2 separate regions of the Homo sapiens genome follow, and region 1 is linked to region 2. A link is an interaction called in ENCODE POLR2A ChIA-PET data of the cell type or tissue named here. Cell type or tissue: PC-9. All regions are shown on one strand. Each heading gives the region's core, and the rest is flanking DNA. Links, peaks and the distances in the headings are about the cores only.

The links. Peaks named below come from ENCODE experiments on the same cell type or tissue, not always from the same donor. Only the 100,000 strongest peaks of a DNase experiment are listed, where the experiment ranks them.
Region 1: POLR2A ChIA-PET joins it to region 2 with 6 read pairs; 2 of 35 experiments call an interaction of 5 or more read pairs at or near these places.

What each region holds. Positions count from the first base shown.
Region 1 is chr2:237,884,458-237,891,386 of GRCh38, reverse strand. The region is part of intron 2 of RAMP1 (receptor activity modifying protein 1); the gene reads right to left. Among named protein-coding and RNA genes, the nearest start is that of RAMP1, 28 kb to the right of the region's middle. RefSeq lists a silencer at 2,043-2,243. In PC-9, for the core only: no CTCF peak of the experiment used is centred there; a DNase peak (open chromatin) is centred at 2,776; H3K27ac peaks cover 1,296 bases.
Region 2 is chr2:238,061,321-238,069,359 of GRCh38, reverse strand. It overlaps SCLY (selenocysteine lyase), which reads right to left. Exons shown (of 12, transcript NM_016510.7): 2 at 4,891-5,003; 3 at 1,195-1,295; 4 at 1-63. UBE2F-SCLY (UBE2F-SCLY readthrough (NMD candidate)) reads right to left here. Exons shown (of 19, transcript NR_037904.1): 9 at 4,891-5,003; 10 at 1,195-1,295; 11 at 1-63. Among named protein-coding and RNA genes, the nearest start is that of SCLY, 4.3 kb to the right of the region's middle. In PC-9, for the core only: no CTCF peak of the experiment used is centred there; no DNase peak of the experiment used is centred there.

The sequences.
Region 1 (6,929 bases), core at 1,307-3,806, 180 kb after region 2:
CGAGGTCAGGAGATCGAGACCATCCTGGCTAACACGGTGAAACCCTGTCTCTACTAAAAATACAAAAAATCAGCCGGGCGTGGTGGCGGGCGCCTGTAGTCCCAGCTACTCAGGAGTCTGAGGCAGAAGAATGGCGTGAACCCGGGAGGCGGAGCTTGCAGTGAGCCGAGACCATGCCACTGCACCCTCACTCTGGGTGACAGAGTGAGACTCCGTCTCAAAAAAAAAAAAAGAGAATACAATGAAAAAAACTGACATATCAAAACCTATAGAAAGTGATGAATGAGGAAAGTCCTTAGAGAAACACATCACAGCCTTAAATGTCTTTATTATTTTCAAGAAAAGTGAGAAAAATGATGAACTAAGGATTGAAATCATATCTTAGGAAAGAAACAATTTTAAGAAAGGGAAAAGGGGGGAAGTGAGTGGTAAAAGTTAAAGCAAAAAAACTGAGAAAAGACACGGTGATGCAAAGTGTGGCCTATTTTCTAAAGACTACAAAACTGGGCATGTGCGGTTCATTAAACAGTGGCCTCTCAGTTCCTTTTGATGAATGAAATAGCATCTAAACAAAGAAAAAAAGGGGAAAGAAGAAACACAGCAAAAACAAAAGTGGAGGCATAAGCTTGAGTCTAAGGGATATTAAACACGTAAAGGAATACTATGCAGCATGTTTCAGTTAACTGAGAAATCTGAAGGACATAGACCAAATAAACACAGATGAAGATAACCGTTAAAACAAGAGCTAGAAAGTCAAAATAAATCAATAGTGGAGGAAGTAACTGGAGAAGGAAATCCCCCAAATTACTGAGGTTTGATGGTGTTAGTGATGAATTCATTCAAACTTCTAAGAAATAAGTAATTCTCACATCACAAATTATTTCTGGCTCGGTGCAGTGGCTCATGCCTGTAATCCCAGCACTTTGGGAGGCCGAGGCGGGTGGATCACTTGAGCCCAGGAGTTTGAGACCAGCCTGGGAAACACAGTGAAACCCCATTTCTACCAAAAATACAAAAATTAGCCAGGCGTGGTGGTGAGTGCCTGTAGTCCCAGCTACTCAGGAGGCTGAGGCAGGAGGATCACTTGAACCCAGGAGGTGGAGGTTGCAGTGAGCCAAGATCACACCACTGGACTCCAGCCTGGGTGACACAGTGAGACTCTGTCTCAAAAAAAAAAAAAAATTATTTCCCACCCTTGATTCTAATGGTGGGCTAGCATGTCTATCCCATTAGGCAAACGTGGTCCTAACCCTAAAACCTGATTAAGGAAACACAAAGAGGAAAATCCGGAGCTTCCTTATTCATCACTTTCTATACCCATTTTACTGGGGAGGCCGCAGAGGCTCACAGCGCTGAAGGAGGGACGCAGCCGGCGGGGTTTCTGCAGGCGGGCCCCACTTGGCACTGCATGCTTGGTCCCCAAGGTCCATGGTAGTTTTCCTACTATTCGCTAAAAAGCAGTATCAGGTAACAACCCATCAAACTGTAATCCCAGCACTTTGGGAGGCTCAGGCAGGAGGATTGCGTTAGCCCAGAATTCAAGACCTGCCTGGGTAACATAGGGAGACCTCATCTCTACAAAAAAATAAAAATTAGCTGGGTGTGGTGGCACATGCCTGTAGTTCCAGCTATTTGGGAGGCTGAGGTGGGAGGATTGCTTGAGCCCAGGAGGTCGGGGCTGCAATGACTTTTTATGGAATTTAGCAACATGATTCTTAAGTTCTTTTGGAAAAATAGGCAGAAAATATATCAAAGCATGCAAAACATAATGTAAAATATAATGAAAATGAAACATGGTAGGAGAGGCCTTCTAAATTGTAGGAAATATTGTAAAGTTGTGGTAATTTAAATGGCGTGGTACGACCCCAGAATATAAGTAAAAATTATTTCAAATAGACTCTAATGCACATAGGAAGCTATTATGTGTTAAATTAAGCAACACAAAACAATGGAGGTTGGCGACATTATTTAACAAATTCTGTTAGGATAATTGAGGTGGGAAGGAAATACATTTCTGTCCATCCACTGTGTTAAGAAGATACATATCATTTCAAAACACAGAACAACTACAAAGACACAGAACATAATCTTGTGGGCATATGACTCTCACAATTGAGACGACAGAGTCTGTGGACAGTTACAGCTGTGCGGAGGTCACACGGTCACTGACTGATGAGGGGTGAATGGGAGCATCCATGTGTTCACAGATTAGCTAATGAACGACAGTGTGGAAAATGAACATCAAAAGACACACAAACGAAACAAGAAAATATTTAGAGCACAATGGCAAATAGTTAATATATATATTCTTCAAGAATCTATGGCCGGGCAAAGTGGCTCATGCCTGTAATCTTGGGAGGCCGAGGCGGATGGATCACTTGAGGTCAGGAGTTCGAGACCAGCCTGGCCAACATGGTGAAACCCCGTCTCTATTAAAAATACAAAAAATTAGCTGGGCGTGGTGGCGGGTGCCTGTAGTTCCAGCTACTCAGGAGGCTGAGGTAGGAGAATCACTTGAACCCGGGAGGCAGGGGTTGCAGTGAGCCAAGATTGTGCCGCTGCACTCCAGCCTGGGCAAGAGAGGGAGACTCCGTCTCAAAACAAACAAACAAAAAAAAGAATTTGTAAAAGAAGATTAAAAATACCTCCAATGGGCATATGGGAAATCTCTGTACCTTCCTCTCAATTTTGCTGTGAACCTAAAACTGCTCTAAAAAATAAAGTCTTAAAAAAAGGAAAAAAGGGCAATGACTCACAGGACAAATAGGAAAGGTCATGGTGACGTAACTTGCACTTGAGAAAAAACAAATTCCAAATAACTGTCAGAGACCAGTTCAACTTTCCTAATTGCCAAAGACATGCAAACTAAAACTACAGAGGAAATCTCCTTTGACCTGCAAAAATAAAATCCCTACAAACTCAATACTCACGAGCCTATGAGGAACTAGGCATTTTCATATGTTGCTGATAGAATTATAAATTAGTAAAATTCTTTAGAGGAACAACTGGCAAAAATCTATCAAGAACCACAGAATGGGCCGGGCGTGGTGGCTCACGCCTGTAATTCCAGCACTTTGAGAGGCGGAGGTGGATCACCTGAGATCAGGAGTTTGAGACCAGCCTGGCCAACATAGTGAAACCCTGTCTCTACTAAAAATACAAAAAATTAGCTAGGCATGGTGGCAGGCACCTGTAATCCCAGCTACTCGGGAGGCTGAGGCAGGAGAATCGCTTGAACCCAGAAGCCAGAAGTTGCAGTGAGCCGAGATTGTGCCACTGCACTCCAGCCTGGGCGACACAGCAGGATTCTGTCTCAAAAAAAAACCCCCCAGAACCACAGAATGTTCATGGTACATGCTACAGTAAGCCTACTTGCATGAATTATTTCTCCCAGGAATGTCTAACAACAAAATCTTTTTTAAAAAAACAAAGGATATATGTACACAAGTTCTTATAGTGTTGTCATTTATTTCAGACAAGGTCTCACTTTGTCACCTGGGCTGGAATGGAGTGGCACAACCTCAACCTCCTGGGCCGAGGCGATCCTCCCACTTCAGCCTCCCTAGGACTACAGGTGCGCCCATTACACTCAGCTAATGTTTACATTTTTTGTAGATACCTGGTTTCGCCATGTTGCCCAGGCTGGTCTCGAACTCCTGGGCTCAAGTGATCCACATGCCTTGGTCTCCCAAAGTGCTGGGATTGCAGGTGTGAGCCACTGTGCCCAGCTCCATCATTTATAATAGCAAAAACCAGGAAATGGCTTTAACTCGAGCAGGAGTAGGGAACCACAGCGTGCCAGTGTGGCCTGCCCTAGAGTGAGGCGGCCTCCACTGCCTGGGCAGTGAGGGTAAACTCAGTCTCTTTTTCAGAAAGTGCATTCTCCATTTTTTGATTGAGACAAGAAGCTGAAACAAGAGTGGACTCAGACCCAAGGCCTGTCCCAAGACGCATCCCAAAGGGCACCCTGTGCTTAGGTCCCGCAAGATACTCGGTGTCCTCGAACTATGCACAGGGAAGGCTGTGAGGTGCCACTGCTCCCTGGAGGCCCTCCCACAGGGGACTGAGAATGCTGCTGGCCCTGCCTGTGCCTGGGAGATGTCTACCATCTGAGTGATGAATGGATAGATCCTGGGAGATGCCATGGCCCAGCCTGGGGGCTGGAGTGAAGGTCAGCATTAGGAGGGGACATCTGCTCTGTCCTCTACCCACTGCCCTCCCCACACAGGACCCACAGCCAGAGGTGTCACACACAAGGGCACATCTTCATCCTCTCTCCCCCACCCCACCCCCACCCCTTCCCCATGGGCAGCCCAGGAGGCCGCCTTCGGGGCTCAGTGAAGCCCTGTGTGCACAAACTGGCCTGTGTCCCAGGACAGCCAAGTCCCGTCTGCACAGCCTGGATGGTTCTAGGGCTTTCTGGGGGTGTGGCTGCTGTAGTCGAGTGTCCACAGGGGAGGCGGGGGTGGATGCTGAGCTACGACGAGCCCCCGCCACCAGACGTGTTCCACCTGCCCACCCTTTCACTCACTGCCGGGATCTGGTTAGCGTCACCGCATGTCTGACCTTTCGCGTTGACGCACAGGCCTGATTTCATCCCCATACTCAGGAGGATGTGAAACCAGGCAGTTAATCACCTGATGGGAAAGACGCCATGGTGGGCTCAGTGCCACGCTCCGCGCTAAGTCACCACAGGGTCTGGGGAAGGTCTCTCCATCTGTGCCTTCCCCCAGGGCCAGAAGACTTCCGAAAAAGATGTGCTGAGGATGACAAGGTGGTCCCTGGGTGTGGAGGGGTGAGGCCAGCAGTCGCCCGCTCCAGCCCCAGCCTCCAAGCTCCCCCAACACGAGGGCTCCTCTCTGTGGGTCCTCACAGATGCATTTCTCCTGGAGCTTTCTGAGAAGGGAAATGGGGCTCCTCCTCCCCATTCCAGAGCCCCCCAGCCCAGCAGGCAGGTGTCATCAGATCCTCTGGGGATCCTCATCAGAACCCACCATGGCGCGCACGTTAAGTGAGGCAACCCCTGACCTGAACACATTCCAGGGGCGGCTGCCAAGGACTCTGAGCCCTGGTTTATTTCTCCAGTGCTGAAAACCAGCAGAAGGCGCTCCCTGCACAACCACGGTCACGCGCGCCAAGGAGACTACAGGAAGGTGGAACGACACCCCCGTGGGGCGGCCTGGGCAGGGCCGGCATATCCCCAGCCACTGCCCCACTCTGCCCAGCCCTGGACAGCTGTGTCTACAGCTCGTCCCCATGGGGACCCGGCACCCCGGCTGATGCCTGCGCAGGCCACAGGAGTGGCGTCCTCAGGGGAGCCAGACTGGTGTCACTGCGCGAGCTGCATGTCTTTCCTGGCACAGCCACCTCCTTCTCTCCTCCTCTGCCCCCTTCTCCTCTGTAAGCCATAGCCTGGAGTCTTCGAGGACCCGGCTCCCAGGGGCTCTTCCTGCTCCTCTGCCTCCCGCGGGGCTGGCCATTAGTGCTGAAGGCCCCAGGAGGTCAGGGGTCAGCAGCCGGGTTTCCGTGCCCCTGGGGTGTGCTCTGGAGATGCCTGGAAAGATTCTCCCACCCAGGGGGGGCAGAGGGTGGGGGAACAGACATCTAGCCAGGGCTTTCCTCACAAGAACTGGCTTCACGCCTGGTGCAGACACACAGAGAGGGGCACGGCAGGAGCGATGGTGTGGCGGTGGGCAGGGAGGTCAGTAGGCAGGGAGGGCGGCCTCGGCCTGGGCAATGCTCGCCTTTGGATCCTCTGAGACCTGGCTGTGCTGGGCACTGCCATCTGTCCTGTCCACGCCTGAGGGCCTTTCCGTGGAGCCCACGCTATTCCACCAGCACACACAGGGATGACAGCACCACAGCCACCAGGGAGAGCACAGAGGGGTCCCAGTGCTCGTGGGCATGTGGCAAGTTCCAGGGCGGACACCGCCATGAACAAACCCACGAGGGCACCGAGGCAGCCCCAGATGCTGTACTGGGAGCTCCTGATGCTCACGACAGGCCTCAGGGAGGTGGGTGGGCTCCAGGGCCAGGCCTCCGGGCAGGGGCAGGCGGCGGGCAGGGCTCTGTGAACAGCCCATCCCGAGACCTCGTGGGGGTCGAGCTCAGCAGAAATCCAGGAGGACACCCTGCCCTTGGCCCAGACAGCCCTCGTGATTTCAGAAGAAGCCTCCCTCTCAGTTCCTGCTGAAATTCAAAATACAAGCAGCTGTTCCCATGTTGCTGCTGAGTTCTGAAGAATTTCCTGACTTGACTCTTTTAGCAGGAGACACAAAGAAGGCAGCAGGAGGGAAATGCAGCAGGCTGGGAAGGACCCCAAAGTGTTGGTGCACCCTGCCCAACGTCGTGTGGACCCAGAGCGTCATGCCTGGCGCTGGCCATGCTGAGCCGCCGTACCACAGCAGGCACTGCAGACATTTGTCTTGCGTCCCCCAACTACCACGCTGGGCTGCAGCCCCACTCCCTGGGGCCTGGAGCCCCGTCCTCTGAGCAGCTCCTTGGGCTGGGGGAGGGCCCATGATTGCCCAGCATGGGGTCGGCAGGGCAGGGCAGGGTCCGCAGTGACAGCCTCGGGTAACCAAAGCTGAGGTGACCTGAGGCTACCATGGTCAGTATTTACAAACCTGGAAGCTTTAGGGCAGAGGGACGGAGGCATCCCAGCTGGTATGGAAGTGAAGTCTGGTTCTCTGGGGCCCAGTGACCTCAGATGCTGGGAAGGCTGTGGCCCCATCCTCTGGCATCTTCCCCGAGGACACCTTTCCCCTGCCCAAGATGGCACTCAGACCCTGAAGCCATACAGGGTGGGGTGGAATAGGCGTGTCCCCTTCCCTCTTAAATCAACCGAGCATTTCTTATTTAGGTGAGGAAATCTGACGTGAGGCTTTTAAAAACCCATGTTTTATAGCCGAGTCCAGCACGTTCCAGAT
Region 2 (8,039 bases), core at 2,846-5,345:
TCCCTTTGAGGTCTGGTTTGCGTGGAAATGTTTCACCACAGAATGGATTACTAAATTATTTGACTGCAGAGATACAGCAAAAAAAGCATTTACAAAAACTGTGCTGAGGTAAGGGTCAGAGCAACAATTTCTGTTACTTAATTTCTTTTGTGGCTAACATCAAAAAAGCTTCAAAGAAATTCAACTTCCTGAGTGGGACCTTTTGAAAGATTTGGGGTTTTCCAACATTCAAAAACATGAGATTCCAGTCAATTATGTCTGTTTTATAGTTAAGCAATATTATTAATTTTTAAGAATTTATATAAATGTATTGGTATAAGTGCAGTGTGGTTATATGCATAGAATATTATGAATTTTTAAATTTTATAAATCTGCCATAAAGAGTATTTTGTCCAGCCACCCACTATTGGTGGGAGTATAAATTGGTACAACCTCTACTGTGGGCCATTTATCACATCTACCAAATGAGCCCCGTGACCCAGCAATTCTAGTTCTTGGACTTTTTCCTACAGCTACATTCACAGTGAAACAAAATAGTGTGTATAAAGGTTATTTATTAAGTGCAGCACTGTTTGTTACAGCAAAACCTTGGAAAGTCCTTAAATATCTATCAATTAGGGATGAAAAGGACTGATTCCAGGGCAACAATGACGGGGAAACCTTTATGGAAATAACAATGCAAAGCAGGTTACTTTACATATTACATTACAAAAATCCTATCGGCTACCTGGAATTTACTTAAAGGATATATACTAATTATCTCGAGCTAGTATGCAATATAGCAAGACCACACATTACTCTCTTTCTTTCTGAGACAGGGTCTCACTCTCTTGCCCAGGATGGAGTGCAACAGCGTGATCATAGCTCACTGCAGCCTTGAATTCCTGGGTTCAAATGATTCTGCCACCTCAGCTTCCCTAGTAGCTGGGACTACAGGTGTACACCACCACGCCCAGCTAATTTTTTTTTTTTTTGTAGAGATGGACTTTCCCTATGTTGCTCAGGGAGGTCGCAAACTCCTGGGCTCAACCAACCCTCCTGCCTTGGCCTCCCAAAGTACTGGGATTACAGGCATGAGCCACCACACTTGGCCTACTCTTTCTTTAAATGAAAATGTAGCAAAAGGAAATCACTTTCTGTGTATTTTATTATAACTTACAGTTAACAGAATGTGAGTGTGTTCAGAAGCTTTACCTCAGTGCCCCCGGAAGTGAAGATTATATCTTGAGGTTTCCCCCCTATCATCTTCGCGAGGCTTTCCCGAGCTGCATTTATAATATCCTTGGCCTTTCTTCCTTGAGGGACCAAAAAGGAAATTCATTAACATTGCTTCACCAAGCTCAATCAACGCATCTAAAAGGACAACCAAATACAAAGGAATAAGAGGTCTGCGTGGGCCGTTCTAAGACAAAACCTGGCCCCTTAATGTGAGCACAGCAAAATGCTACAACCTAGACACAACCCGGCAAAGGGGCGGCCGAGACAGCAGCGAACCAGGGACCAAACTGAGAGTTATTAACTCCATGAGACCCAGAAACAAGTAAGGGAGTCTGGCTATGAACCTGGACGTCCCCCAAGATGTGGCTTTCTTCTTACTGGATGCTAGAGGGAGGGCAGCTGTGGCCATCTGCCTTGCTTCCCATTCATCAAGAGAGGAGAATGAAAGGATGGAATGAGTTGCAAACAACAAAAATAAGCAAAAACAGAACTCATGACTCGACGCGAAGTCCAGTGCCATATCTCATTTTGCATGTCGCCCACAGGGTACCTGGGCTACAAAGGTTACTGTCTCAGGGACACACCTGCTTTCAAACAGGGCTATGCATCCGGCCATCACCCAGTTTCACTGGCTAGAAGGAAAACACAGCAACCATGCTTGATGGGGCAAAGAAGGAAAGGCTCTGGCATGGGAATGCCGAAAGTTTCAGTGACCATTCTTAGTGTACACACCAGGAGTCCCCAAACTTTTTTGACCATTCAGTCTTATTTAAAAATAAGAAAAAATTGAGCAGGCACCGCTAAAACATATACTATTACGAAACATCATAAAAAAGAGAAATATAAAAAGCTGAGGTAAAATAAATATGCAAAGTAATTCTGCTGCTCCTTAACGCTACTGTATAGATGTCAGTTTTAGTAGTAGTTTCCTAAACACCTAAGTGGTGTTTAGGAAAACTCCATCATTTTTCTTGGTGACACTAAAAGTCACCGTAATAAACTGTCACCCTCACTCTCAGCCTTCCCTCTCTCAGTGATAATGGTTTGGCTGTGTCCCCACCCAAATCTCATCTTGAATTGTAGCTCCCATAATTCCCACGTCATCAGAGGGACCCGGTGGGAGGTAACTGAATCATGGCGGCAGGTCTTTCCCATGCTAGTCTCGTGATAGTGAATCAGTCTCATGAAATCTGATGGTTTTATAAAGGGGAGCTCCCCTGCACGCACACTCTTCTCTGCTGCCATGTAAGATGTGACTTTGCTCCTCTTTCGCCTTCCTCCGTGATTGTGGGGCCTCCCCAGCCATGGGAAACTGTGAGTCAATTAAACCTCTTTCCTTTATAAATTACCCAGTCTCAGGTACATCTTCATTAGCAGCATGAGAACAGACTAATACACTCAGGAAATGGCAACTCCATCCCTCAGCAGCCCAGGGCAAAAGCGTGGGCTCTTTCCCTTTTCATTCCCCGCCAATTAATCCACCAGCAAATGCTGTAGGCTCTGTGTTCAAACGATGTTCCAAACCTGACTCTGCCTCTCCACCGCCCAGCCACCAACCAAGCCAAGGCCACTGCTGTGATGTTCTCCTAGCAGGCCCCCACCAGGGTCCATTCTCCACATAGTGGACAAAGTAATGCCTCGAAAACCCAAATACATTTTGGGCACCGTGCTTCATCCCTCCCCCAACAGGGTGCTGAGTACACAGCTGGTGCTCAGTCAGTGCTGCTTACGTCAGCGGTTTCCAAAACCCCAAGGCCCTCTCAGGAGGTCCACAAAGTCAAAACTGTTTTCATGATGATACTAAGAGAAGAACTGCCTTTTTCACGCTCCTTTTCTCACAGGTATATGGTGAACCTTCCAGAGGCTTCCGTCACTATGATGTGACTGCAGTGGGCTGGACGGGGAGGTATGAGCGCCAGCTATCTTCCAGCAACAGGCAGTAAAGAGACTTCCACATGCACAACAGTGCAATGCTCACTAGGTTTCTTGTTTTGCCGAAGATAGTTTATTTTTCATAAAAATTCATGAATGCTGAGCTTATTTTCAGGGTTTTTGTTTGTTTTGCTATTATAAGCAAGACTGTGATAAATATCTTAGGTATGTAAAATCCCCACATCCTCAACATATTCCTTAAAATAAATTTCCCTCAAAGGCTTTAGATAATATTTAGGCTGGGCATGGTGGCTCACACCTGTAATCCCAGCACTGTGGGAGGCCGAGGTGGGTGGATCACAAGGTCAGGAGTTCAAGACCAGCCTGGCCAAGATGGTGAAACCCCGTCTCTACTAAAAATACAAAAATTAGCCAGGCATGGTGGCGCGTGCCTCTAGTCCCAGCTACTTGGGAGGCTGAGGCAGAAGAATCGCTTGAATCCGGGAGGCGGAGGTTGCATTGACCCGAGATTGCACCACTGCACTCCAGCCTGGGCGAGAGCGAGACTCAATCTCAAAATAATAATAATAATAATAATAATAATAATAAAATAAAATATTATTAGTTTAAATAACAATATTGTGAAAATAATTAAACCACTCTATAAATTGATTTTTTTTCTTTTGCATTTCGATCTGAGTAGCAACACAAAGTGAACTGCAACACTTTTGAGTTTATGGTTCTTAATTTGTGGAAACAAAGGCTATCAAGGAAACCTAAAAGCCACTGCCAGGCTTCATTCAGGTCCAGAACATGATTTCTCCCTGAGAGCGATTCCCAGACTTTTTCATGAGACAATGCCTGTCATCGGCATTTAATTATTCTCCATATTTTCAAGTCTAATACGTCAGAAATTTCAATTTTACTAGAGGAGAGACTGGATACGAGGCAATGTGCAGAAGATTAGCCAGAATAGACCAACAAATAAGCCAACAAATAAGTTAATGAATGACTAGTATCTGAGCTGAAGGGCTTTGTTATTAAGTTGCCGTGAAACGTTTAATAAGCAAATGGATAGGAGAACGTATTAAACCTGTAAATTGTACGCAAGTGTTACTAAATCGTATGGCCTGGCAATATTCTGTTTGAAGTTAATTTAGTTCATCATCATCCACAGTTAACACAGTTTATCTTAATTATCTCTCATAAACATGAAATAAGAAAGGTAAGACTTTAGCTTGCTCATCTGTCTGAAAAACAGAATGTAACTCTGTCATATAACTGACTTGAAGCAAATTCTTCTCCAAAACCTCCAATTTAATGGTCTACATTACAATAAGAATAAATTGGAAACAAATAAGAATATTCATAACTAAAGTAATTAATGAAAAAGTAATTTTCATCTTTAAAAAGGGCCAGGATTATATGTTATCCTGATGACCTAAAAGACATATTTTGCAAATTCTGTAAGGATTGACTGAGCTAGATCTGTGAAGTGCTCCACAGGTACTGACTGCTACTTCAAGGAACTCTCAGTAGACACCTTTCTCATCTGGGAAAGGGTGACAGGACAGCATGTTAAAGATTAAACATTAAAGGTTAAAGATTACAGTATCGACAAGGCTCAGCTTACAAATGGGGCCTTCCCAGAAAAGAAACTATCAAAAATTACAGCTCAAGAATTGCAGCTAACAGAAACCTATTCAAAACAAAGCCGTCACGTGTGGGTGTGCAATTTCTCTAAGAGCGCCCCATCCCCATTATCTCCCATCAGTGAACACGTGCATCTTCTAGAATTACCTGCTGAATACGGGCTGCTGGGATTTCCCCAGGCTTCCCACATGGCCTTGGTCATGGCCTGGATAACTTCTGGCTCCAGGGGAGTCGTTGCATTATAGTCCATATAAACTTTCCTGAAGGAAAGAAAGCAAAGACACCCATTAAGGAAAAGGAGATGGCATATGGGAAATATGGCTGCTCTGTGTCTATCCCATCGGCAGGAGCAAATAATGTCAAGGGCATGGTGATCCTCTGCATAAGCACTGCAGGCATCCACAAGCTGCACTTGGGAATCTACAGATCTACACTACTTATGGAAAATGCATGCATAATTTCTAAGACTCTAGTTTTTGTCAATTTCTTTTATAATTGATAGGACTTGGATTTTCATTTCGGTTTTCAAAATTTCTTTCTAGCAAGGCACAGTGGATTGTGCCTGTAGTCCAGCCATGTGGGAGGCTGAGGCGGAATGACCTCTTGAGGCCAGAAGTTTGAGGCTGCAGTGAGCTATGATGGTGCCTATGAATAGCCACTGCACTCCAGCCCGGGCAACACAGCCAGACCCAGTCTCTAATAACAAACACTCTTTCTACCCCTTGGTAGGATTAATGGTCTGTTGGGCCCAGATTACCCATCTGACTGCTGTAAAGGGCAGATCACTGGCCTCTTCCTTATGGAAGGAGGGGAACAGCTGCACATTCCCCAAGGGAACTTTCCTGTCTGCTGTTTTAACTTCATCAGAGGTTCGCCTTATTTCCCCACACTCATTTTTGCGATGGCCTGTGGGGCTCCTAGTGACCTGGGCTTCTCCCTGGGGCAGGTGAACTTTGGCCCCAGACCTTGCACTTTCAGTTTCTTTGCCCAGAAAGACTACATGCCCTGCCCCCACCTTACTTTTTTAGGTCTTTGTTCCAACTTAGTCCTCTTGTGAGACCCCCTGCCCTGCAGCTCTGCTTAAAACTACAGCTGGCTGGGCGCGGTGGCTCACGCCTATAATCCCAGCACTTTGGGAGGTCAAGGCAGGTGGATCACTTGAGGTTAGGAGTTTGAGACCAGCCTGGCCAACATGGTGAAACTCCATCTCTACTAAAAATGCAAACATTAGCCCTACTAGGGAGGCTGGGGCAGAAGAATTGCTTGAACCCAGGAGGCAGAGGTTGCTGTGAGCCGAGATCATATCACTGCACTCTAGCCTGGGCAACAGAGTGAGAGTCCGTCTCAAAAAAAAAAAAAACAACAACAAAAAAAACAAACCCACAAAACTGCAGCCACCTATGTCCCTACCTCCCCAGCCTCCAGGTCCCCTTCCCGCCTTCCTTTCTGGGCAGCATCATCATCTGACATACCAGACTTGTTCCCTTACTGTCTACCTTAATAGAGTAACAGAAGTATGGCTCCATGGGCATGGGGGCTCTGTTTTTCTCACTGCCCTGTCACCAATGTTGAAGCCCATGGTTGCCACACAACAGGGGCCTGATTTTTATAAGATGACAAAATAAATGCCACAGAAAGTACAAATTCCCTGAAAGATCCCTCACTAAGTAAAATTTATCTGTATATCTTTTTACTAATATCCAAAACCTTCGAAAGCCTTTAGAAAAATGTGTAGTAGTAGTCCTGCCTGATATTAATTTATCTAGTTTTTAAATAAACAGTGCTTACACCAATCCACATGAAAACCCAGATACAATGACTAACTGTGGCTGTTAAGCCACTGAGTGTGGACAGAATGTGCATTAGTTGAAATGAAGCATCTTTTCTGTTCAAAATCACTCAACAGGCTGTGCCCTGTGGCTCACGCCTGTAATCCCGGCACTTTGGGAGGCCAAGGCGGGCAGATCACCTGAGGTCAGGAGTTCAAGGTCAGCCTGGCCAACACGGCGAAACCCCATCTCTACTAAAAATACAATAAAATTAGCTGGACGTGGTGGCACGTGCCTGTAATCCCAGCTACTTGGGAGGCTGAGACAGGAGAATCGTTTGAACCCGGGCAGTGGATGTTGCAGTGAGCCAAGACTGCACCACTGCACTCCAGCCTGGGTGACAGAGTGAGACTCCATCTCAATTAAAAAAAAAAAAAAAAATCACTCAATAGGTACAAGGCTTTGACAAGTTTGACTCGCCATCCTTTACCACTCTGGTACTAGTATTAATAGTCCTAGGAATCCCCCAGCCCGGCTTGACTTTGCATGTGCCCTTATATCTGTTTTTCTTTCCTATAAATAAGCATCCAAAGTACCTTAGGCTAGCTAGTGTTTGTTGAGCGACTGTAGCTCTTCAATCTGCTGCTGGGCTGAACAAATCTATTTTGTTCAGATTAATACTTTACACATTCCTTTGCTTCATTATTTGCTGCTTCCTTAAAATGCTATCAGTATTGGATGAGCAGGCTCAACTTTGTTAGCTTCATAACCAAAAAATAAAAAATCTTGGGAATCTCGCTCCACTGATTCCCTAGGGGATATTTTCCCAGATCCCTTCACTTTGTTCCAACCAAGGTAGAATGCCAAATGTGTGTGCTTTAGGCCTGGACCCCCTCATATTCTAAGCATGGGTAGCGAATGAGCTCACAAAAAGGAAAAAGAGGGGTCTGGAAAGAAGACACACAAACCAGAAAATGCATACCCCTGCCTCCTGCTCTTCTCGGACTTAACTAGTATGGATACCACGTGCTTCGGGTCTCCGCGCTTCTCAGCGGTGGCCATCCCGTTTCCTGCAGCTGGGCCAGCAGTCTGGGAGAACCCTTGATTCCCTTTCACCTGCCCCAGTGCACCAGCTTCCTACCAACGCATCCGTTTCTGGGCGCACACCACATCTCTCTCCTAGGTTGTTACAAGATCCCCAACTGGCTTCCCGGCTTCCTCTCGTCCCATGCCTACCCGCGCCCCTACTTTCTAGGAAGCAGCCAGAAGGACTCCTTCAAAACACTTAAATTGCATCGCCCCGTGATCAACTTCCGAGGCCCCATAAGGCTCCGAATGAACCCCAAAGTTCTTCCCGGGCTCAGGGGCTCTGCCGGTTCACCTCCGGCAAGTCCCCTGCCCTTCGCATCTGCTGTGCCCTCTTCCTGGCAGGCTCTGCTTCCCCAGAACCTGCAAACCTCACCCCTGGAAGTCACTCGGGTTTCGGCCCCAAAGTCACCTCTCCGTGGGCCCTTGCGGGGCCACAGC